Regions from separate parts of the Homo sapiens genome. Here regions 1, 2, 3, 4, 5 and 6 are each linked to region 7. A link is a contact called in ENCODE Hi-C or POLR2A ChIA-PET data. All regions are on one chromosome and are shown on one strand. The core of a region is the stretch at or near the end of the contact, and the rest is flanking DNA. Distances in the headings are between cores, read along the strand shown. Region 1 holds the start of F2RL3 (F2R like thrombin or trypsin receptor 3). Region 2 holds the start of CHERP (calcium homeostasis endoplasmic reticulum protein). Region 3 holds the start of BST2 (bone marrow stromal cell antigen 2). Region 4 holds the start of MIR23AHG (miR-23a/27a/24-2 cluster host gene). Region 5 overlaps MYO9B (myosin IXB). Region 6 overlaps MED26 (mediator complex subunit 26). Region 7 holds the start of RASAL3 (RAS protein activator like 3).

Region 1 (3,199 bases), core at 509-3,008, 1.4 Mb after region 7:
CGGTCTCGATCTCTTGACCTCGTGATCCACCCACCTGGCCTCCCAAAGTGCTGGGATTACAGGCGTGAGCCATTGCGCCCGGTCGTGCATCACTATTTTGATGCATCATCTTCAAACCACCCTGCCCCAGCATCACTGGACTGCCGGTGTGCCCAGCCTCCCCTGCACAGCTTCCCACTCTGCTCACAGAGAAGACGGTGGAGGGGGGAGCCCAGGCGTGGGTTTTCCGTGTGCTGAGGGTGTCCTCAGCCACCTTTTTCCCCAAGTCATTGACGTGAAGCTGATTTTCTCATTGGTGGCCATGGAAACTGCCCAGAAATGGGAGCAGGGCCTCTGAGACCCTGCCCCAGCTAGACTCTCTCTCCAGGCTTCAGTGTCTCCTCCTGGAGCTGGGTGTTGACTCTGTCCAAGACTCTGCTCAGTCACTTCCTGGCTGATCCCCGAGTGCTCAAGTGTGTGATGAGATTAGGGCTCCCCCAGGCAGGAAACGGCCACATTGGACCCCTCCCTCCCCCATCCCTAGTTCATTTTATTTTCCCCAATCCTCATGGCTCCCAACTAGGCCCTCCTGCTCCCAGACCCCCCCAAGCCCTGTCCCCCATCCCCTGTAGCCCAGCGCTGAGCACACTGGGGCCAGAACCACCCATACCAGACTCCCCCAGGGCACGACGGGTTGAGGCCTCTCTGAGGCAGGGAGGGACAACACTGAGGGGCCTTGTGCAGAAGAGGGAAGGGGTACCCCCCCGAGCTTCAGTTTCTTCATCTGCCCGATGAGCCCCCATCCAATGGTACCCAGGAGTGGGGATGTGCTGGGGCTAGAGGAGGGAGGCCCCCTGGAGGCTGGCTTGGGGACCCTTCAACCTGGCCACCTCACTCAGGGTCAGAGGTCAGAGCAGGCGAGCCACACACCCCGAAGTCCCCCCGGTCCTCGGCAGGTGCTGTCCCCAGCATCACTGTCTCCCCTACAGATGCCCGTGTGTCCCCTGGGCAAGAGTGAAGTGAGGCACTCATACAGGGGTGCCTTGTGAGTATGGGGTCAGCCGAGGATGCTGAGGGGCTCTCGAGGTTCAGCCAGAGTCCCTGACGCTGGGCTCGTGCTGCTCTGGGGGTCTGAAGGGACCCTCGCTATTACCCTCTGGGAGGCGCCCATCCTTGGTTTTTTTTTTTTTTTTTGCCGAGTCTCGCTCTGTTGCCCAGGCTGGAGTGCAGTGGCAAGATCTCGGCTCACTGCAACCTCCACCTCCTGGGTTCAAGCAATTCTCCCACCTCAGCCTCCTGAGTAGCTGGGACCACAGGCATCTGCCACCAAGCCCAGCTAATTTTTGTATTTTTATGAGAGATGGGGTTTCTCCATGTTGGTCAGGCCGGTCTCAAACTCCCAACCTCAGGTGATTTGCCTGCCTTGGCCTCCCAAAATGTTGGGATTACAGCCGTGAGCCACCGTGCCTGGCCTAGCAGGGCTCTTCTTATCCTGCTCACCAGAGATAGGAAGTCGGGGGGTGACTTCAGGAAAGGCCCAGAGCCCGTGATGGGCGTGGGGATTGGGGTGAGGACAGGGCTGTCGTGAGAACAGTGGCTGCAGATGTGAGCGGCTGGCAGGAAGTGGCCACTTGAACCGCAGATGCTTCCTGGGCTGGTCAGGGACCGGGGGTGCTGGCTGCAGCTGGGACCCCCCCCCCTGCATCTTGCTGGCCTGGCACCTGGGTCCCTGGGAGGCGCCACACTGGATATAGCCACGTGGGGCAGCCCGGTCTCCATAACCCACACTCCAGTCCTCCCACGGGCTGGCTGGCAAGCGGCCCTGGTGGGTCTGCGGGGGCAGGGGCAGCCTTCCTGGTTTATCTCTACCGGCGCGATCTGCTCGTCCGCCTCGGCTCCAGAAGCTGGGGCTCAGGGTCCGGCGAGGCAGGAAGCCTGAGGCCACAGCCCAGAGCAGCCTGAGTGCAGTCATGTGGGGGCGACTGCTCCTGTGGCCCCTGGTGCTGGGGTTCAGCCTGTCTGGCGGCACCCAGACCCCCAGCGTCTACGACGAGAGCGGGAGCACCGGAGGTGGTGATGGTGAGTGGTCCTGGCTTTGGGGTGCAGAGATGGGGTTACATCAGAGATGGAGCTGGGGGCCCGGAGCTGGGGAGGGGGAGGCCGGGAAGTTGCGGGCTTCAGCCCAGCCCACTCTGTATCCCGTCTCTGACCCCATAGGGCTGGGCTATTCCCTTGAGTGTCATGTCCAGCTGTTTCCCACCAGGGCAGACCCCAGGCTCTGAGCACCTCCCTCCCTGCTGCTTCTCGTCACCTGCCGAGGCAGGGGCTGACTGAGGTCCCCTCTCTCTCCCAGACAGCACGCCCTCAATCCTGCCTGCCCCCCGCGGCTACCCAGGCCAAGTCTGTGCCAATGACAGTGACACCCTGGAGCTCCCGGACAGCTCACGGGCACTGCTTCTGGGCTGGGTGCCCACCAGGCTGGTGCCCGCCCTCTATGGGCTGGTCCTGGTGGTGGGGCTGCCGGCCAATGGGCTGGCGCTGTGGGTGCTGGCCACGCAGGCACCTCGGCTGCCCTCCACCATGCTGCTGATGAACCTCGCGGCTGCTGACCTCCTGCTGGCCCTGGCGCTGCCCCCGCGGATCGCCTACCACCTGCGTGGCCAGCGCTGGCCCTTCGGGGAGGCCGCCTGCCGCCTGGCCACGGCCGCACTCTATGGTCACATGTATGGCTCAGTGCTGCTGCTGGCCGCCGTCAGCCTGGATCGCTACCTGGCCCTGGTGCACCCGCTGCGGGCCCGCGCCCTGCGTGGCCGGCGCCTGGCCCTTGGACTCTGCATGGCTGCTTGGCTCATGGCGGCCGCCCTGGCACTGCCCCTGACACTGCAGCGGCAGACCTTCCGGCTGGCGCGCTCCGATCGCGTGCTCTGCCATGACGCGCTGCCCCTGGACGCACAGGCCTCCCACTGGCAACCGGCCTTCACCTGCCTGGCGCTGTTGGGCTGTTTCCTGCCCCTGCTGGCCATGCTGCTGTGCTACGGGGCCACCCTGCACACGCTGGCGGCCAGCGGCCGGCGCTACGGCCACGCGCTGAGGCTGACCGCAGTGGTGCTGGCCTCCGCCGTGGCCTTCTTCGTGCCCAGCAACCTGCTGCTGCTGCTGCATTACTCGGACCCGAGCCCCAGCGCCTGGGGCAACCTCTATGGTGCCTACGTGCCCAGCC
Region 2 (2,945 bases), core at 245-2,744, 1.1 Mb after region 7:
CCGCCTTGGACTCCCAAAGTGCTGTGATTACAGTATGAGCCACTGCAACAGGCCTCCTTTCAAGCTGTTTAATCGAACACCAACTGTGTGTTATGTATTAAGGGACAATGACCTTGTACCTTAATACAAGACGAGCGTGTAGTCCCCTGAACTACACGCTCGCCGAAGCCAAACAGACCTTGTTTGGGTCATTGTACCTTAATACATAACACACAATTGGCGTTCGATCAAACAGCGGACAACCACCTCTCAATGTCCATCTACCTGGCAAACTCCTAGTTATTCATTTAAACAATCTAGAGACGGGGTTGGGTACTGAACGTGACAGATGTGATACCTGCCCTGAGCAGCCGCACCACCTGGTGACTATCCATTATTCAAAGGCCAGCTCTGCTTCCTAACTTTAAACTTCTTTAGAGCAGGACTGGAATCCTGTTGCCTAAATGAACGAACATTGATAAACACTTGCCAATAACTAAAACTCAGAGGGATAATTCTTTTTGATTTCTGCTGCAGGCATCTGAAATGCACAAAACCTTGCTGGACCCACAGGGAGACGGCAAAGGGGGCTGGACAGTGCCTGTCCCATGGACTCCCATCCGGCCTCTATCACTTCCTCCCTAGAAAACACTAAAACAATCACGCTACTCCTGCTAATCTCCGTCATCAGTCTGCAAAACAACAGCAAAATCCCTGATCCAGAGCCCAGGGGGGAGGATCGAAAACCTCGTTGTTCTCCATTACAGTGGCACCCAGCAGCCGCTCTGTGCAGGGCCGTGGGAACAGCGGAACAGGGATCGTGTGGACCGAGCTGCTCCACTTCAAAGAATAAACGACCCGAAAGAAAGAGGTTTGTGGCAGAGCCCGGACTGGAATCCGAGAAAGGAAGCGCTCGATGGGACGGCCTGAGTGCCGGAGGGGACTCACGCTGCTGCTGCTCCAGCGCCAGCTTGCACTTGTAGTAACTGTAGAATTCGCCTCCGAAAAGAAACGAGAATTTGGGGTTGTCCTTCTGCTTCTCCATAGTCATCTTCTCAAACTCGGGCCCATTGCGAGCCACGAACTGGGCGAGCTTGTCGATGACATTTCGAAGCTCCTGGTCTGGAGGACGGAGAAAAGGCCACGCGGGGCGTCAGCGAGGACCGCCCAAAGCCGGGGGACTCGGCGCCCCAGCCCCCGTCCGCCTTGCCGGGGACCCCAAGGGGGTGGGCCCCGAAGAGGCCGCCCTTGTACGGGTCCCGATAGGGGCCACACGCTCGCCGGGAATGCGGGGACCCACGGGAGAGGCCGCAGGCGAAGCCGCGAGGCCGAGCCCCGCCCCCTCCCAGACCCGGGGACTCCGGGAGGCGGGGCCGGCCAATAGGAGGTTCCGGGGAGAGAGAAACGGTCTCTCGGCCGGTTTGGGTCTCACCATCGGGGGGCAGCGGCATCTCCATGGCTCCGGCCGCGGGGAACGTCCTCCGGCGCCACACGATCGACCACCAGCGCCGTCTGCGGAAGCCGGCCGGAAGTGGCGCGAGGGAGCCGTTTACGGCGGGCTTCTAGGGCCGCTTCCGCCCGCCACTTACGGCCGTCGCTGGGAAACTCCGGAAGTGAGAGCGGGAGGCAGGCGGGAAGAAGCCGCGCGATGCCTGGCGCGCGGGAGGGGCTAGCGACGCGCACGCGCAGAAGTTTCCTGACACTTTCGCAGAGTGGGTCCCCGTCGCGCGGCGCCGCGGAAAGGCTGGAACGGCGCGGGTGGGTGTTAGTCGAGACCGGGGGGCGCGGGGCGTGCCCCTTGGTCGGCGTCGCAGCCCGATGGGCTGGCTGGTTGCTACCTCCGGGCGACCAGGGGCCTGGGGACTTCGTGCCTGGGCCAGGGTCTCTTTCCTTTCGCGGGCACAGTGAGGAGACTGCGAGGTGAGGTGCGTCCGGGTGGATCCCGGGCTGCGGCGACTGTCACATTCTCCCCGGCCAGACCGGAGGTGGAGCAGAACTGGGGGCGACGAGCTTGACTGGGATTGCAGCTGGACGTATTTAGGTTCAAAACATCCTCCTCCTGGCTTTCTTCCGCTCCACTCTTTGGTCAGGAAGACTGGGGCGGGGTACCCCCCAACCCATGCCCTCAAATTGCTGGCCTAGAGGGCACAGCGCCTTTCTAAAAGCTGCAGTTGGGTTGCCTCTAAAATAATGAAGCTAACCCTTGCTAATTGTGGGGAAAAGATAGCCAGAAGCAGCAAATTTCTGCTGTGGACGTCCGATATAAACTGATCCTCTTGAGATGGTTAATGCTTAGTTGGCTATACCTGCCCCCCGCCCCCGCCGCTTTTTTTTCCTTTATCCGTTTTTTTTTTTCTTTTTTCTTGAGACAAGGTCTTGCTCTGTGGCCCACGCTGGAGTGCAGTGTCATGATCATAGCTCACTAGCCCTGAACTCCTGTGCTCAAGTAATCCTCCCGCCTCGGCCTCCCAAAGTGCTAGGATTATAGGCATGAGCTACTTTACCCAGCCTGTTTTTTTCTGTGCAAATAAATGCACATGTATTTTAGATTAGTTTCATTTTTATTGTTAACAGCATTTTTCCACCAGATGCTTATGGATTGACAACTCTACATCAAGTGTTGCTGTAGGCTAGGAATCAACAAAACTTTTTGTATAAAAGGGACAGAAAGCAAATATTTTAGACTCTGCAGGTCAGGAGGCAAGATCAAGGATTTTTTTTTTTCTAAATGTCCTCTAGTTCATATTTTCTCATGAAGATCGAGGATCTTAATTGTTTGGTTTTTTTTTTTTTTTGAGACACAGTCTTGCTCTCTCTCGCCCAAGCTGGAGTGCAGTGGTGTGATCTCGGTTCACTGCAACCTCTGCCTCCCGTGCTCAAGCAATTCTCCTGCCTCAGCCTCCAGGGGAGCTGGGACTACAGGTGCGCACCACCACGCCCGGCTAATTTTTGCATTTTTAGTAGAG
Region 3 (3,145 bases), core at 498-2,997, 1.9 Mb after region 7:
TAAGCCCACCGCCCCCGGGAGTTCCCCCCGCACCGCCCCAATCCAAGTCACCGGGGAGGGAATGGACAGCGGCCACCCATGGCTCTGTGACCCTAGGGGCTAAGTTATCCTTTTGTGGGACTCAAACTTTATCCCTTGGGGCAATGGGGATTTTGGGAGCAAAGGAGATCCTGGGTCTTGGGCTAGGGATGTGGGGGTGAGAGGAATGTGGCAGGTGGAGGGTAGCGGGGGAAGGCTATCTCTGACCTCAGTCGCTCCACCTCTGCAGACGCGTCCTGAAGCTTATGGTTTAATGTAGTGATCTCTCCTGGTAGGGTGGGAGGACAGAAACAGGGGGCGGGTCAGCATGTGGCCATGCTGGGGCCCTGCTCCACTCTGGGACAGAACCTCCCCCTTACCCCAACCTCCAGCCCTGGTCTCCCTGCCCCCACCCCCTCTTCCATACCTGACTCACCCCTCCCCGGCCCTCTCCCTTCTCCCTTTCTCACCCTCAAGCTCCTCCACTTTCTTTTGTCCTTGGGCCTTCTCTGCATCCAGGGAAGCCATTAGGGCCATCTAAGAAGAGTTAGAATCTGGGGTTTTGGCCTGGGGAGTTTGGCTGCTGCCCCTGGGACCTGGGCCTCCTCCCTAGGTCCTGGGGACAGAGGGGCTTAAATGCAAACCCCTTTCAGGTTTTCTTCCAACCCTCTCTGCACCATGGTCTCCAACCTTAAAGAACAGCCACAACCACACACTCTCCCAGGGCCACCCATAAGCATGTGGGTCCTCAAAATGGGAGTTTTGAGGCCACCCCACGTGGAAACTTGGAGGCTATCGATAACCAAAGTTTAGTGGACATTTCCAGATTGCCTGAGCAATGGCCCAAGAAAAGTTAGAGGGCCCTACCAAATCCAGAATGCAGTGGGATTTCCCCGCCCAAGTGACATGCCCAGCGAGAGTTTCAAGATCCCCCATATCAGGACCCAGGTGAATATTTCAGTTTCTTAGGGATGAAGTGAAAATTTCAAAAGCCCCCTTTTTCAGGGTCTGGTGAGGTCCCCCTTCAACCCTGAATAGGGATTTCTACTCCCCCAGGACTGGTGCCCACGAGGAGTTTCAAGGCCCCCGACACCAGTGCCCTGGAAAGAATTTATAAATTCACCTAAGTCCCAGGGGGATACTGAGGTCCCCGATTTGGGGGATCTGGAGAGTTTTAACACCCTGCCCCTACACCAGTGCCCTGGACTGGGTTAGGGGCCCACAAACCCTGGTAGGGGAACCTAGGTCCCTTGATGTGGGGGCCCAGGAGCAGTTTCAGGACCTCCCCTGCATCTCCCTGGAGACCCACCCTGGGTCAGATTTCTGGGGAGAGATTCTTGTCCCTCCCACCGCCTAGTACTAGGCCATCCAAAGGAGTTGAGGAGCTTACCACAGTGTGGTTGCAGGTGGCGGCCTGGGCCTCCACATCCTGAAAGCCCTTCTGGGCCTCGGTCAGCTCTTGTTGCAGGAGATGGGTGACATTGCGACACTCCATCACTGCCCGAAGGCCGTCCCGGCAGGCCTCGCTGTTGGCCTTGATGGTGAAGATAATCAAGGGCACCCCCAGAATCACGATGATCAGGAGCACCAGAATTCCTATCCCCAGCAGAAGCTTACAGCGCTTATCCCCGTCTTCCATGGGCACTCTGCAATAGTCATACGAAGTAGATGCCATCCAGATCTCCCCTTTAGAGTCTGGCCTGGAGTTAGGGGAGGGTGCTGGAATCTTCTACGGGCCACCCCTTTATTAGCATAGGAAACGTCCTGACCAATAGCAAGTTCCAGGAAGTGCTCTGACCAGCAGCTCTTGCATGAGGCACCTACAGGCAGAGGATTAATTAGGTTTTCAGTTTCAGTTTCCCAGAAAGGAGGTGGGCTTTTTTTTCACCCTGCTTTAAAAGCCCTTGGGCCCTTCCCAGCTGGGTGCCAGCCAACTGTGGCTGCCTGGGACACTCCATCTTAAGTCCCTGTGCCTCTGCTGTGTGTTACTGAGTGCCTAGGCCGTGCCAGCCTGTATTCATCTGTACTATGACCTGAAGAGGCAGAGGCCATCACTGTTGGTCCGGTCTCCACCTGGGGAAACTGAGGTTGCACAGTTGCGTGGTGGAGTGAGGGCAGGGCCTGGGTCTGGGGGCGGGGCCTGGGTCTGACCCCAGGGACTGGTTTTTGTGTTCAGGTGTCTCTGTGGTGACGAGCAGGGCTTCATCCAGTGCCTCTGTCCCCACCGAGGGGACTATGGGAGACATGGAGGGTGTGTGAGCAACAGGTGAGACTGGAGCCAGCTGAAAACTGGGAGACCGACCCAGCCAACAAACAATGTCGGTCTCTGTCTTGGCACCTGCAGGAAACAAGCTCCTACTTCCAGAAAAAGTGCTCCTGGGACTCCAGGATACCAGGTAAACTCTCTGAGCCTGTTTCTTCATCTGCAAAGGGGAATAACAGGGCCAGCCTCAGACACTGTCCATGTGGCCAAGAGAGCCAGGGCTTCCTACAGGAAATCAGGCCCATTATCGGCACCCAACTGCTGGGCATGACCGCTGAAAGGGGACTGCATGTTTTTCTTGTGGCTTCTTCAGCCACATCCTGACCACAGCCCAGATTCTGTTAGGTCTGCCATTTCCATGTTTTTTTTTCTTTTCAGCAGGGCCAGACAGTAGGCGAGGTCAAGTCCAGAGCCCAGGCCTCCCAGAAGGCCTGGGGAACTCCCCCCAGGCCCTGACTCCAACATCCCTCAGAAGGACCCCATTAAAGCCACTTAGAGCCAGGCATGGTGGTACATGCCTGTGGTCCCAGGCTGAGGCTGGGAGGCTGAGGCAGGAGGATCACTCGAGCCCAGGAGTTTGAGGCTGCAGCGAGCTATGATTGTGCCACGGCACTCAAGCCTGGGTGATAGAGTGGGATCCCATCTCTTAAACCAATAAACAAAAAAATCACTTAGAACCAAGAACCAATTAACAAGCTGTGGGAGATGATCTTGCTGAAAATTCTGAGGGTGAACTTGTCCCAGGAGGAGGGACCTACCAGCCTGGCCAGGACTCCAGGTGCAAAGACACGACCTTTGCCTGACTTATTTGACTAAGCTGACTTATTTGAGCAGCACTGTTCTGGCCTGCTAACTTTAGGGTTA
Region 4 (2,919 bases), core at 25-2,524, 1.6 Mb before region 7:
GTGTGTCCAACATCACCTCGCCTCTAAGCCTGGGCACCTGTTGGGTACAGCCCTCCAGCTGGGGCAGGACTGCCAGAGGACACCCCTTATGCCAGGGGTCCCCCAGCCCCCAGCCTCACCCTCATAGACCAGGAGTCAGAGGCTGCCAGCTGGGGAAGGTTGGGAAGGGGGCAGGTGACAAGGAGCCAGCTGCACAGCCAAAACATTCAAGAAGCCACTGGGTCTGGGGCCTGGCTGGGCTGGGCTGGGCTGGGCTGGGCAGGAAGGTCAGTTAGGGCTAAGGGCTTTAGGGGCAGCCAAATCTAGTGCTAAAATCAGAAAACAGTCTGGGGCTAAGACAGAGGGGTCGGGGTTCAGTCTGGGCCCTTTTAACCTCCTCCTTCAGCCAAAAGGCACGGGGACCCCAAGCTGCACAGGGCTGGTCCCCAACCTGGCTTTCCTTCCTATGCAACCTTGAATGAGCGCTTTTCTCCGAAGGGAAAGGAGACATCCCCCCAGCTCCCACCAGCCCCTGCCCAACAAGAGACCTTCCCCCTACCCAGCGGGCGACACGTCAAGAACTTGGACCGGTATCCACCCCCGCCCCCACCCAAAGAACTCTGAGAGACCCCCCCAACCCATTCCTCCCGTCCAAAGGCCAGGTCGGGGGGCTAGGAGTGGGGTAGGCATATGCATATCCAAGCCCCTCAACCCAAGCCCCATGTCCGAGCCGGACACAAGCCCTCCCACCCTGACAACTCTCTGCCCACCTTGACCTGCCCAAGTCGCGCGGGGACCCGCCCTCCCCACCGCATTCCCATGCGTCCCCTGGGGGGTCGGGGTGGAGGGGCCACTGGGAAGGGAACAGAGGCCGGGCCGCCCTTCCCCCGCTCCGTAGGGGGCGCCCCGGGACTCCGCGGCCGCCGTCGCCACCGTCAGACGCACTGTCCCCGATCCCCGACCCACCCCGGGCGGCGGGGCGCTCAAGGCGCGCGGGGCGGCGCCCTCGCCTTCTCGCAACGCTCTTGGGGACCCGCCGGGCGCAGCCCCACTCCGCCCACGAGCCAGGCGCGGAAAAGTTGCCGGCGCCGCTGCCGCCGAGGCGCCGATCGCTCCCGGCCTCCCTCCTGGGTCCCTCCTGACTTCCACTTACCCGCGGGGGGAGGGGAGCCGGGCGCGCACTCCGGGCTCCGGCCGCCGCCCCGGGCCGGGCCGGCCGAGGCTCAGGCGGGCGGGCTGCGGGCCCGAGACCGGCCGGGGGCGGCCGCCGGCCGCGCTCCACCCCACTCACTGGCCGGCCAGCCGCGGGGCCGAATCGCTTTTAAAACCTTCCCGTCTCCTCCCCCCCTCCCCGGGCCGGGCAGGGGGCGGGCGCGGGGCGGGGCAGGCGTCGCCGTCATGTGCCCCCGAGCCGGCCCGCCCCCAGTTTCTCTGTCCTGTCCCCCAACTCTGTCCCGTCCCCCAACTCAAGGCCAACTTTCTCCCTCCTTGTCCCGAAATCAGCCTGGGCCCCATACCCAGCCCAACTTCCCCCTCTGGACCCTGAACTTGAGTCCCAGTCCCGAGTTTTAAGCCCAAGGCTCTGTCTGCGGGGGTAGGGTGGGAGCAAAGGGTCTAACCCCCTATCCCACCTCTGGAACCCCTGTTGGTCTAAGGCCTGCGCCTGCCCAGGGAGAGGCAACCCAGGAGGCCGTGAGCCCCTGGGAATAGAGATTGGTGAGGGGCGGTTTGGCGGGTGGGCTCGGTCCCAGACCCAGGGCACACTGGGCACTGCAGACCCCTCCCGGGGAGGGGGGCCTGGGTCTGGGTATTGCCCTGGGATGCCACCAAACAGGAACCCCCACTTGCTCCAGTTCCACAGCGCCTTCTCCAGCCTTAGGAAGTTCCTCCTCTTATCCTACCTAACCCTCTCCTGCTGCCATAGAAAAGACTTTCTGGTCCCAGGCCATGCAGCCCCTGGGTCTGGGTCCCCTCCCCCTAGGCTTCCCGGCACCCTCCCCCACCCGCTGGGACCTCTGGGAAACTCCCCGGGCTCCCGGAGTAGCTCTGGGAGCAAGGCCCTCCCTGGATCCCTCCCTCTTTCCCGGTGTGCCTGTCTTTCCCGCTCCATCCTCCAGCCTCCACCGGGAGGAACGCGGCTGCATTGTTCCTCAGGAGGAGGCCCTGCCTCGGGGCCTGGCCCAGTGCCCAGGTGGGTGGCCAGGAACAAAACTCTGAGATCGAGGGGCGGGGTGCCCTCTGCAACCATGCCAGTCTCCTTGGGCATGTCCCGCTGCCATCTGCCCTCTCCAGGACTCGACAAAGGCCGATGGACCCCTATCCACCACCCACGACCACCATCGTGTCACAGTGGGGGTCTGGAACCCGCAGGACCCTTCCCAGACCTGGGTGGGCATTGCTTTGGGGGATGATGTTTTCCACTCAGCCCCCAATATTTTTGAAGTGTCATCCTTGGGGCTAGGGATCCAATTCTTCATCCACGTCCTGGGTGGTAAGATAGCAGCCTCCCCTTTTGAGTAACTCTGGGGGTGGGGGCGCGGGGGTACCCAGCAGCAGGCCAGGCCCTCCAAGGGACTGGAGGGACTAGTTGGATGCTTCTGTGTCACCTTGCACCCCAGAATTCCTCCAGGGTCCCCCATTTCATCAGCTCAGCTGGCTCTCACCTTGCTACCTGGTGGAACTGGGGAGAGGGAGTTAGGAGCCACACCCAGCTACCATCCCGTGGGGCCCAGCCCTGGGGACTCCAGGGCCTTTTCTTCCCTGTGGGGCCCAAGGGGCAGGCTGGCCCAGGATGCAGGATCTGACAGGTTGGGGCAGGAGGGGGCAGAGCCGCCTAGTGGGGCCCCAGGGGAAGATTTGGGGTGGCACAGAATTCCCCAACTCAGGGTGGGGCGCAGAAGGTGGGAGCAACTTACCACATGGCCTTCTGAGCAGCTACAC
Region 5 (3,012 bases), core at 378-2,877, 1.7 Mb after region 7:
ATCACCTGAGGTCAGGAGTTCGAGCTCAGCCTGGCCAACATGGCAAAACCCCGTCTCTACTAAAAATACAAAAATTAGCCGGGCACCTGTAATCCCAGCTACTCAGGAGGCTGAGGCAAGAGAATTGCTCAAATCTGGGAGGCAGAGGTTGCAGTGAGCCGAGATCGCGCCACTGCACTCCAGCCTGGGCAACAGAGTGAGACTCTGTCTCAAAAAAAAAAAAAAAAAAAGGTACAAACAGACCAAAATTGCAGGTTTTCTAAAAATCAGTGACAAACACCCGTATGTTATCAGAATCCATGGGCTATATTTAAAGTGATGGTAGGAGGACACCACATAGCTGAACACCCATTAGATCCACAAATAGGAAAGAACGGAAGTAAATGAATTCATGTCCTATCTCAAGCTGAGAAAAAAGAACAAAGTAACCCCCAAAGAGAATGATTTGGGCATCAAATGGGCAAGATGAGGCCAGCTGCGGTGGCTCACACCTGTAATCCCAGCACTTTGGGAGACCAAGGTGGGCAGATCAGTTGAGCTTAGGAGTTCGAGACCAGCCTGGGCAACATAATGAAACCCCATCTCTACCAAAAATACAAAAACTTAGCCGGGCGTGGTGGCACATGCCTGTGGTCCCAGCTACTTGGAGGGCTGAGGGTGGAGAATCACTTGAGCCTGGAAGGCAGAGGTTGCAGTGAGCCAAGATCATGCCACTGCACACTAGCCTGGGCAACAGAGTAAAACCCCATCCCCCCCCCCCCAAAAAAAGGGTAAGATGAGCCCTAGGGGAAATATGATAAATTCTTCAGATGTTTTCACAGCCTTGAGAACCAAACAGGACCTTCCCCCATCAAAGCCTGGTTTGTTCTGTATTCTTTCTGTGACCTAGTACGTGGTTTCGTGATAACCTAAACCCAAATTTAGTGACATATGTAAGATTTCAGTAACTTGTTTCACACTTAGGTTTTTGTTGTTATTTAAGGCTTCCCCTACCCCACCCCTGTAGGGTTTGCTGTGAGACTTTAGCTCATGGTAGGAGTCTGTCCTTAAAGGGCCACGTCCTAGCCCTGGGAGTCCTTGCTGCGTTTCAGTGTTTGCTGTAATGCCATCTGCGTCTGTGGCTGACAGTTGGTGTCTCTTGTGAACTGGGACATACGGCGTTGGGAGCACTCAGCTCTCTGTACATCCCTGCCGTCCGTCCATCTGACCAGCAACCAGCTATCGAGAGCCTGCCGGGGTGCCCCAAACCCCTTGAGCAACCAGAAAAGAACAGAACCCGGCAGCAGCTAGGCTAGGGGCCCTGGAGAGCCTCCACTTCCTCCTCTGCGAATAGGGGAGCCATGAGGTTGGGGTGACTCTTCCACTTCCTGCCCCCACATCCGCAGGCCAACTGAGCCTGCAGCTGCCTCCTGTGCAGGCTTGGGCTTGGGGGTGTGGGGAGTCCTGTCTTGCACCACATAGCTGCCTCCTCACCTCCATGACACCCACCCCCTTCGCAGGGTCTTCCTTGTGCCTGGCTGGCATCATCCCCGACATGGCCCCCACTAACCTCCTCATTCCCTCGGCCCCGCCTTCACCACAGCTCTGAGCTCTGTTGAAAGCATCAGCTAAACTTCTCATTTCCTCGCCTCCAGCCCTGCCTGCTGGCCTCCGCCCCCTCTGCTCCCAGCTCCCAGGGAGTCTCTTCTCACCCAGCCCTCCTTGGGCACGTGACCCTGTGGACCCATTTTGTCCTGGGTGCTTCCCAGGCCTGCTCCTCCACGTCCCCACCATGGCCTCGGGAGACCAGTCACCCAGGGTGACACTCACCTCCTGCCGACCCATCCTGCTGGAACCATGTCGGGGATCCCCGGAAAACCCCATTTAACAGAGGATCCAGAACAGCGGCCCCTGGCCACTCTTTTCTCACGAAAACCAGACAGTCTGTATTTCACACAGATCCTAGGGGCCACCCAGTCTCTGTCAGAATGGCTTGACTCTGCTATTGTAACTCAAATGCAGCCTTAAGCCAGACCCAGACCGATGTGGCTGTGTGCCAGGAAAACGTCATTTGCTGCTGCTGAAAATTGAATTTCACATCAATTTCAGCCATCAAGAGATCTTTTGACTTTTTTTTTTCTTTTTTTTTTTTTTTGAGACGGAGTCTCGCCCTGTTGCCCAGGCTGGAATGCAGTGGTGCGATCTCAGCTCACTGCAGCCTCCTCCTCCCGGGTTCAAGCGATTTCCTGCCTCAGCCTCCCAAGTAGCTGGGACTACAGGCGCCCACCACCATGCCCGGCTAATTTTTGTGCTTTTAATAGAGACGGGGTTTCACCATATTGGCCAGGCTGGTCTCGAACTCCTGACCTTGTGATCCACCCCCACCCCCACCCCCACCCCCCACCCCCGGCCTTCCAAAGTGCTGGAATTACAGGCATGAGCCACCACACCCACCCGATCTTTTGACATTTTTTCTCCCCTAAGCATTTTTTTTTTTTTTTTCAGATGGAGTCTCACTCTGTCGCCCAGGCTGGAGTGCAGTGGCACAATCTTGGATCACTGCAACCTTTGCCTCCCAGGTTCAAGCGATTCTCCTGCCACAGCCTCCCAAGTAACTGGGACTACAGGTGCACACCACCACGCCCGGCTAATTTCATTTGTAGTTTGGTAGAGATGGGGTTTCACCATGTTGGCCAGGCTGGTCTCAAACTTGTGACCCACCCCCCTCGGCCTTCCAAAGTGCTGGAATTACAGGCATGATCCACCATGCCCGGCCAATTTTTTGACTTTTTTTCTCCCCTAAGCATTTTTTTTTTCCAGTTGGAATCTTGCCCTGTCGCCCAGGCTGGAGTGCAGTGGCGCAATCTTGGCTCACTGCAACCTTCGCCTCCCAGGTTCAAGCGATTCTCCTGCCTCAGCCTCCCGAGTAGCTAGGACTACAGGTGCCCACCACCACACCCGGCTAATTTCTTTTGTATTTTGGTAGAGACGGAGTTTCACCATGTTGGCCAGGCTGGTCATGAACTCCTGACC
Region 6 (3,019 bases), core at 334-2,833, 1.1 Mb after region 7:
CACTGGTGGGTTGCCCTTGTGCCAAGTTCTTTCACGTCATCCTCACAAGCGCACTCTACAGATAAGGTAACTGAGGGCCAGGAAGGTAATGGAGGTCCCGGGTAGACCACACAGCTAGAAGATGGTGAGGCCTGGCCTTCCACTAGCCTGACATGGCTACCAAACACACAGGGCCCATCTGGTGCTTTGAGTAGGTGGGGTGAAGGGTACCAGGTGCCACCAGCCTGTGGTGATGTCGGCACTCTGTAAAGACTCTCCTGACGTGCTCCTGCAGTGAAATGCACAGGTTACAAACAGTTCCTTGAACCCACACAGGGCCACCTCCACGGTCTCCGTGTTGTCTATGCCTTGTCCCCAGGATGCCTGAGAGGCAGGACCAGGGTGACCCAGGCATGCACGGGCCACCACAGCAGGGCTTCAGATGGCACTGGAGCCCACTCCCCACCGGGCTGGCCCTGGGAACAGTGCACATGGAGCACAGACTGCAGTTCTGCACTCCCCCACCTCGGTGTCCGGCCAGCCTTCCTGACCACCCTGGACGGTGGGCGGCACTGCCCTGGCAGCCTGTGGGCCCGCACCTGTGCCCCACAGCCCACATAACCTGCTCCTTGGGCTCAAAACAGCCCCTGCTGAGGCCTCAGTGGCAAAGCACCTGTAAAAACCGGTTCACTTTAAAAACAACAATGGGGATGTTGTCGGGTTTTTTTTTTTTTTTTAATGCAGAATGGTCTAGACAGTAATTTACAAAAACTACTTAGCTCAAAAGACTGTGGAAGTGTTCATCAGCAAGCAAGCTGTCCTTCCAAACCCAAACATGCCACAGATGGCACCCAGAAACAGACAGTCTGCCTTCAATGTGCTAAGCATTCTAATGCCGTCCGCGGCTGAGTCACCTCGCCCACCCCCCAACCCCCAACACACAGTCGTGTCTGCTGAGGACACACGGGTGAATCAAACAGGGCTTTGCTGGGAGAGTGTGTGTCTGTGATTTGGTTCCCGCCACACCAAGTCTTCCTGCTTCTGACAAACTCCGCACGTGTTCCCAGGCAGCTGGGAGCCAAACTGCCTCTGGTGCAAGTCAGTACAAGAGGCGGCACCTGCATCCCCACCCCACCTCCACCCCAAGACCCCAGCTCTGCCCTCCCTCTCAGCTCTGGAAAGCGCAGCCCTGAGGGGTGCTGCTGTGCTTACCCTCAGGCGGGCCCCACCCTGCACTCTCCGCTCAGCCTCATGGGGCTGGTGCAGGTCCACCAGGCTCTGCCCAGTGAAGGCACCTTCCTCTGAGGGGACCTCATGGGAGCCTCAAACCCCAGGGGCAAAGCCTCAAGTTCACAGCTTCTCAGAGGAAGAATGACACTGGGAGGAACAATGACGGGAAGGTGCATGTCTCGGCCACAGCCACCAAGCTCACCACTTGAAAAGCACTTCCTGCTGGGGCCCTCCTGCTACTCCCAGGAGCAGCCGGCCACCTGAGTGGTCTGTCATGTCCATGTGGCCCTCCCTGTCCTGCAGCCACAGCTCCTGTAATGCTTGGGCAAGTATGCAATTGCATGCTACAACTCAGCCCGGGGGACGGGAAATGCCACCTGAGTACAGGCAGCACGCGGAGCCCTGACTGAACCCCATGAGCAACTCAGAAAGAGGAAGCCCAGGGCTTGGGGCAGAAGTAGGAGCTCCATCAGTAGGCATGCCTGACTTCTGCAGCGAGGGAAACTTGCAGATGAAGCCAGGAGGCAGGCAGCGCTGCTCTCCACAGCCACTGCCCCCACAGCGTCCTTCCCTCCCACTTTCTGTTTTTAGCAGCTCTTCCCAACCAAACTACCAACCTAGACTCTCCTGACCTCTGCTTCAGGTCTGCAGAACTTACGATTCTTACTGCCATTTGGCCCTTTGTGAAGGCACAAGAGCTCTCAAAGCTCATCTGTAAATTGACTCGTTGCTACGCGGATAGAACTGGAGCAGTGGGAAGCCAAGCGGAGTCCTGGTGATAGCACGCTGGGTGGGGGCTTCTCCCTCTCAGCCTCTCTCTTCTAGGAGCAGCTGATAAGAATGCCAGCTGCAGAAGACTGGAAATGACCCAACATCCTCGGGGGAAACACACACACAGTGCTCGGCCCATATATGTTCCGCCAAAGACAGAGCCCAAATAAGAACGAGCCAGCTTTTCAGGAATCAACAGGGAACAACCTTCAAGAGACTGCCAAGCACAGAGATGCACACAACAGCGCACCCTGTGCCGCCGCCTGGAAGATCCTAGCTGAGGCTGGGCAGACAAGGACCTGATGGTTGAGCCGCGCATAGCTGTAGCAGGGGACCGCACCTGGCCTCCAGCACTGACGCAAGCAAGACCTATCACTGACTGGAGCCCAGTTCCTCCTCTGAGAGCATGAGAAAACCACAAGATGGTGTCTGTAGAGCATGAATGGTGTGCTGGAGACCACGCCCCCAGGGGCCAGGCCACGAGGACCCGCACACTGCACTTTCTGCTGGGCTGCTCTGTGGTCTGTAAGATCCATTCAGGCAGGGCAGTGCCCAGCACGGTGCCTGGAGGCAGCCTCAGAGGCCCATTGAGAGAGGAAGCCGAAGGAGAGCAGCCCCCCGCCTGCCTGTCCAATTGGGCTGCTGTAAGATCCTGAGAACTAGTGACCTTCTAGAATTCCCCGAGACAAGTCATCAAATGCTCTCTGAGCACCGACTGCACACAGGTGCTCTACCAAACTCTGGGCCCGCTGGATGCTGGGAGGGGGCGTTAGGATCCCTGTGTACTGACCCGGAGGAGTAGACAGAGACAGCCAAGGTCAAGAACAGAAGCAACAGATAAAATGCCACCACTGAGGCTCTCACCCAGGCTGCCAGGAAACCCCAGGGGAGGACTACACTTGGCTCAGGTCCAGGGCCACCCCTTCCCCCACAGCTCCTGGGCTCTGTGTGGAGCTGGAGGGACAGGAGTGGGCACAGGGGCCTTCTCATTGGGCATTCCTGCAACGAGGGCCACGGTGCAGAGAACCAAGGACACTGT
Region 7 (3,185 bases), core at 673-3,172:
ATGATAACTCCCGCTTATTAACGGATCACTTAAAATATGTTGGGCCTGGGGCCGGGCGCGGTGGCTCACGCCTGTAATCCCAGCACTTTGGGAGGCTGAGGCGGGCGGATCATGAGGTCAGGAGATCGAGACCATTCTGGTTAACACAGTGAAACCCTGTCTCTACTAGAAATACAACAATTAGCTGGGCATGGTGGCGGGTTCCTGTAGTCCCAGCTGCTCAGGAGGCTGAGGCAGGAGAATGGCGTGAACCCAGGAGGCGGAGCTTGCGGTGAGCCGAGATCGCGCCACTGCACTCCAGCCTGGGCAACAGAGCGAGACTCCATCTCAAAAAAAAAATAAAAAAAATGCTGGGCCCTAGGCTAGTGTTACATTCCTGAGCCCTAATTCTTGTGATATCCATTACTCTTCTAGATCCCCCTGTGTGACACTTAGCACCATCTGTCATTTTTTTTCTTTCTTTTTTTTTTTTTTCTTCCATTGAGATGGAGTCTCCCTCTGTCGCCCAGGCGGGAGTGCAGTAGTGCAATCTCAGCTCACTGCAACCTCCACCTCCCGGGTTCAAGCGATTATCCTGCCTCAGCCTCCTGAGTAGCTGGGAGTACAGGTATGTGCCACCATGCCTAGATACTTTTTTTTTTTTGTATTTTTAGTAGAAACAGGGTTTTGCCATGTTGGCCAGGCTGGTCTCGAACTCCTGAGCTCAGGTGATCCACCCACCTTGGCCTCCCAAAGTGCTGGGATTACAGGTGTGAGCCATCATGCCTGGCCCATCTGTCATTTTCTTGTTGATGGATTTCCTGTCAATTCCACTACACTGTGAGCTCCATGGGGCAGGGAGGGTCATCTGTCTCTTTCACTAGTGTGTCCTCAGTGCCTAAATCAGGGCCTGGCACATACAATAGAAGCTCAACAAACCTCTGCTTGAATAAATGAATGAATATGAGCAAATAAAATTATATACTCTCCAAAATGGAGATCATTATTCTCACTGAACTGATGGAGAGGCTGAGGCTTAAGGGCTCAGAACAAAGACACGGAAGCTAGAAGGTAGGAGAGTAGGAGGCAGGCTGAAGATGGATATCCAGGTAGGAAAGGATGGGCCTGAGCCATTGAAGGAGAGACCCGTTGGGGCCAAGAGCCGTTTAGCCTCTGGACAATACTATCACGGGTTTACATTCACTGTTCCTTCCTCAGATGGACCCTCTGCCCACAGGACCCCGGCAACTCCTCCTACCCTCTTTAGGGGGAAAGAGGGAACAGGGTAGCTGGGCCCCAGCGGCTTCCTGCTGGGCTTTTGCACTCCCCACAACTTCCTGTGTCTGTATGGTTGATGCTCCGGAGGCAGACAAAACCCAAGCATCCGGCTTCCCAGCCCGGCCCAAGCTCAGGGTGGGGGAACCATGTACCTGGGGCCTCCTGCTCCGGCTCCGGGTCTGGCTCCGGCGGTGGGTTCTTATGCCTCCCCCAGAGGGCCTTGGAGAGTCGAAGGCGACTGGTCCGTGACTCCTTGGGAGGCGCAGATAGGACCCGACGGAATATCGAGCGAGGGGCTGGCTGGGTGCTGACCATGGGCTCCTGGTGGCTCAGGGCCCTGCCCCAGCCAGCAAAGCGGCCCCAGCGGAACCCTCCAGCCGCCTTCTCCCCACCGCCCCCTGTGTGCCAGCGGTAGGAAGTCAGCGGAGAGGTGGCTGTGGGCTGGGTTTGGGAGGTCCGGCTTGGCGACGGTGGGTCCATGGTTGGGGGGGGGGGTCTCCTGGGGGACGAGAGAGTGACAGTAGTGCCCAGTGTCTGTCCACATACTGCCCTCATCTCGGCCCCCTCCCCACCCTCAGCTCTGCCTCCAGGAATCCCCCTGCCCCCACCTCCACTCCCTCCCTTACCTTGGTTTCCTGACCAGCCCCAGAATCAGCAGCCGTCTGCACCCCGCCTGGCTTCCTCCCTCGGAACCCAACTCCACGTGACCCTCTCTGTCCCACCCCACCCCACAGCCAGGCTGGGAGGGCACAGTGCGGGCAGGTTGCTGGAGGTTCGAGGGAGGAGAAGAGAGGAGGTGGGTTACCAGGCTTCTAGCAAGAAGGACCCAGACTGCCTCCCTGACGGGGAGGCAGCACTTGCCCCTCTCTCTGAGCCTCCGTTGCCTTCTCTGCAAAATGAGTACAGGCTGAACAAATGCTGGCGAGAATACAAAGCACCTAGAACTCTAATCCACAGTTGGCCGGAGTGTAGACCCATTCACTCATGTTGGGAAACGGTTTGGCAGGATCTACTAACACTACTAGCTGGATCTTCTCTGACTCAGCAATTCCATTGCTAGGTAGACGTCCAATAGATATGCCCCCCCAGCACAATGCATAATAGCCCCACATTGGAAGCAGCCTAAGTACCCATTAGTGGGAGAAGGAATAAATTGTGATCTCTTCGCACAGCAGAATATCATACAGCAGTGAGAACAAACTAAAGAATGATTTAACTTGGGTGAATCACAAACAATGTTGAGCCAAAACCAAAACCAAAGCCATAAAATGCCAGTAATCTGAGCTATTCAGGAGGCTGAGGGAGGAGGATCGCTTGAGGCCAGGAGTTCGAGGCTGCAGTGAGCTGTGATCATGCCTGTGAATAGGCAGTGCACTCCAGTCTGGGTGACATAGGGAGACCTCATATCTAACTTTTTTTTTTCTTTTTCCCCTCCCTGCCCTCGGGAGACCCCATCTCTAAAAAGCAATAATAAATAAATTTAAAAACCCCAAAACAATGAAGAGTATACACTTTGTGATTCCATTTACATAAAGTCCTAAAGCAGGCAAAACCATGTCTAACAAGCAGGGTATCAGTTTCTTTTGGAGGCACTGGTGGCTGGGAAGAGGGTACAAGGGGGGCTTCTGGAAGATGGCAAGATTTATTATTACTCTTATTATTATTAATTGATTTATTTATCGAGAAGGAGTTTCGCTCTGTCTCCCAGGCTGGTGTGCAGTGGCACGATCTTGGCTCACTGCAATCTCTGCCTCCCGGATTCAAGTGATTCTCCCTACTCAGCCTCCTGAGTAGCTGGGACTACAGGTATTCACCACCATGCCTGCCTAATTTTTTTGTATTTTTAGTAGAGACGGGGTTTCACCATGTTGGTCAGGCTGGTCTTGAACTCCTGACCTGAAATGATCTGCCCGCCTTGGCCTCCCAAA

What was found. Hi-C counts contacts between places; a loop is a spot of excess contacts on that map. ChIA-PET counts read pairs that join two places held with the same protein, here RNA polymerase II (POLR2A). Pooled maps may share reads with other maps.
Region 1: a map with no recorded cell type shows a loop between it and region 7 (13-fold over the local background). The contact joins the promoter of F2RL3 here to the promoter of RASAL3 in region 7. A Hi-C loop is called at or near these places in 4 of 37 single-sample maps with no recorded cell type and 4 of 50 pooled maps.
Region 2: a pooled map shows a loop between it and region 7 (7-fold over the local background). The contact joins the promoter of CHERP here to the promoter of RASAL3 in region 7. A Hi-C loop is called at or near these places in 2 of 50 pooled maps. POLR2A ChIA-PET finds 5 or more read pairs at or near these places in 2 of 52 experiments (PC-9 and activated T-cell).
Region 3: a pooled map shows a loop between it and region 7 (2.1-fold over the local background). The contact joins the promoter of BST2 here to the promoter of RASAL3 in region 7. A Hi-C loop is called at or near these places in 1 of 50 pooled maps. POLR2A ChIA-PET finds 5 or more read pairs at or near these places in 2 of 52 experiments (activated CD4-positive, alpha-beta T cell and activated naive CD8-positive, alpha-beta T cell).
Region 4: a loop to region 7 is called in a map with no recorded cell type, with 16 times the contacts of the local background. The contact joins the promoter of MIR23AHG here to the promoter of RASAL3 in region 7. A Hi-C loop is called at or near these places in 1 of 37 single-sample maps with no recorded cell type and 5 of 50 pooled maps. POLR2A ChIA-PET finds 5 or more read pairs at or near these places in 2 of 52 experiments (activated CD4-positive, alpha-beta T cell and activated naive CD4-positive, alpha-beta T cell).
Region 5: a loop to region 7 is called in a pooled map, with 16 times the contacts of the local background. The contact joins the enhancer-like site here to the promoter of RASAL3 in region 7. A Hi-C loop is called at or near these places in 2 of 37 single-sample maps with no recorded cell type and 3 of 50 pooled maps. POLR2A ChIA-PET finds 5 or more read pairs at or near these places in 1 of 52 experiments (B cell).
Region 6: a loop to region 7 is called in a map with no recorded cell type, with 21 times the contacts of the local background. The contact joins the enhancer-like site here to the promoter of RASAL3 in region 7. A Hi-C loop is called at or near these places in 7 of 37 single-sample maps with no recorded cell type and 6 of 50 pooled maps. POLR2A ChIA-PET finds 5 or more read pairs at or near these places in 1 of 52 experiments (CD4-positive, alpha-beta T cell).

Annotation. Positions count from the first base shown.
Region 1 is chr19:16,887,241-16,890,439 of GRCh38, forward strand. It overlaps F2RL3 (F2R like thrombin or trypsin receptor 3), which reads left to right and starts at 1,759. Exons shown (of 2, transcript NM_003950.4): 1 at 1,759-2,058; 2 at 2,333-3,199. The coding sequence starts at 1,950. RefSeq lists an enhancer at 2,434-3,033.
Region 2 is chr19:16,540,943-16,543,887 of GRCh38, forward strand. CHERP (calcium homeostasis endoplasmic reticulum protein) reads right to left here and starts at 1,495. Exons shown (of 17, transcript NM_006387.6): 1 at 1,412-1,495; 2 at 928-1,101. The coding sequence starts at 1,436. RefSeq lists silencers at 1,127-1,196, 1,207-1,396.
Region 3 is chr19:17,403,883-17,407,027 of GRCh38, forward strand. It overlaps BST2 (bone marrow stromal cell antigen 2), which reads right to left and starts at 1,748. Exons shown (of 5, transcript NM_004335.4): 1 at 1,409-1,748; 2 at 489-555; 3 at 247-307. The coding sequence starts at 1,693. It overlaps BISPR (BST2 interferon stimulated positive regulator), which reads left to right and starts at 1,804. Exons shown (of 4, transcript NR_130766.1): 1 at 1,804-1,889; 2 at 2,195-2,414. It also overlaps a transcript of MVB12A not described here. RefSeq lists enhancers at 927-1,665, 1,650-1,709, 1,780-2,159, 2,350-2,409, 2,460-2,509 and 1 more.
Region 4 is chr19:13,841,644-13,844,562 of GRCh38, forward strand. It overlaps MIR23AHG (miR-23a/27a/24-2 cluster host gene), which reads right to left and starts at 1,275. Exons shown (of 1, transcript NR_036515.2): 1 at 1-1,275. RefSeq lists a cis regulatory region at 173-1,681 and silencers at 187-246, 707-1,436.
Region 5 is chr19:17,124,549-17,127,560 of GRCh38, forward strand. All of the region lies in intron 2 of MYO9B (myosin IXB), which reads left to right. Among named protein-coding and RNA genes, the nearest start is that of SNORA118, 34 kb to the left of the region's middle. RefSeq lists enhancers at 1,067-1,456, 1,567-2,006. Within about 2 kb of position 1,628, at least 29 of the 41 ENCODE cell types and tissues checked have a DNase peak (open chromatin) inside an H3K27ac peak, as active enhancers do; they include B cell, where a contact is called at or near this core.
Region 6 is chr19:16,586,213-16,589,231 of GRCh38, forward strand. All of the region lies in intron 1 of MED26 (mediator complex subunit 26), which reads right to left. Among named protein-coding and RNA genes, the nearest start is that of SLC35E1, 15 kb to the left of the region's middle. RefSeq lists enhancers at 1-47, 1-663, 2,168-2,217, 2,388-2,457, 2,708-2,877 and 1 more. Within about 2 kb of position 1,584, at least 31 of the 41 ENCODE cell types and tissues checked have a DNase peak (open chromatin) inside an H3K27ac peak, as active enhancers do; they include CD4-positive, alpha-beta T cell, where a contact is called at or near this core.
Region 7 is chr19:15,462,622-15,465,806 of GRCh38, forward strand. RASAL3 (RAS protein activator like 3) reads right to left here and starts at 1,923. Exons shown (of 18, transcript NM_022904.3): 1 at 1,884-1,923; 2 at 1,410-1,756. The coding sequence starts at 1,737. RefSeq lists enhancers at 1,147-1,286, 1,387-1,516, 2,157-2,266.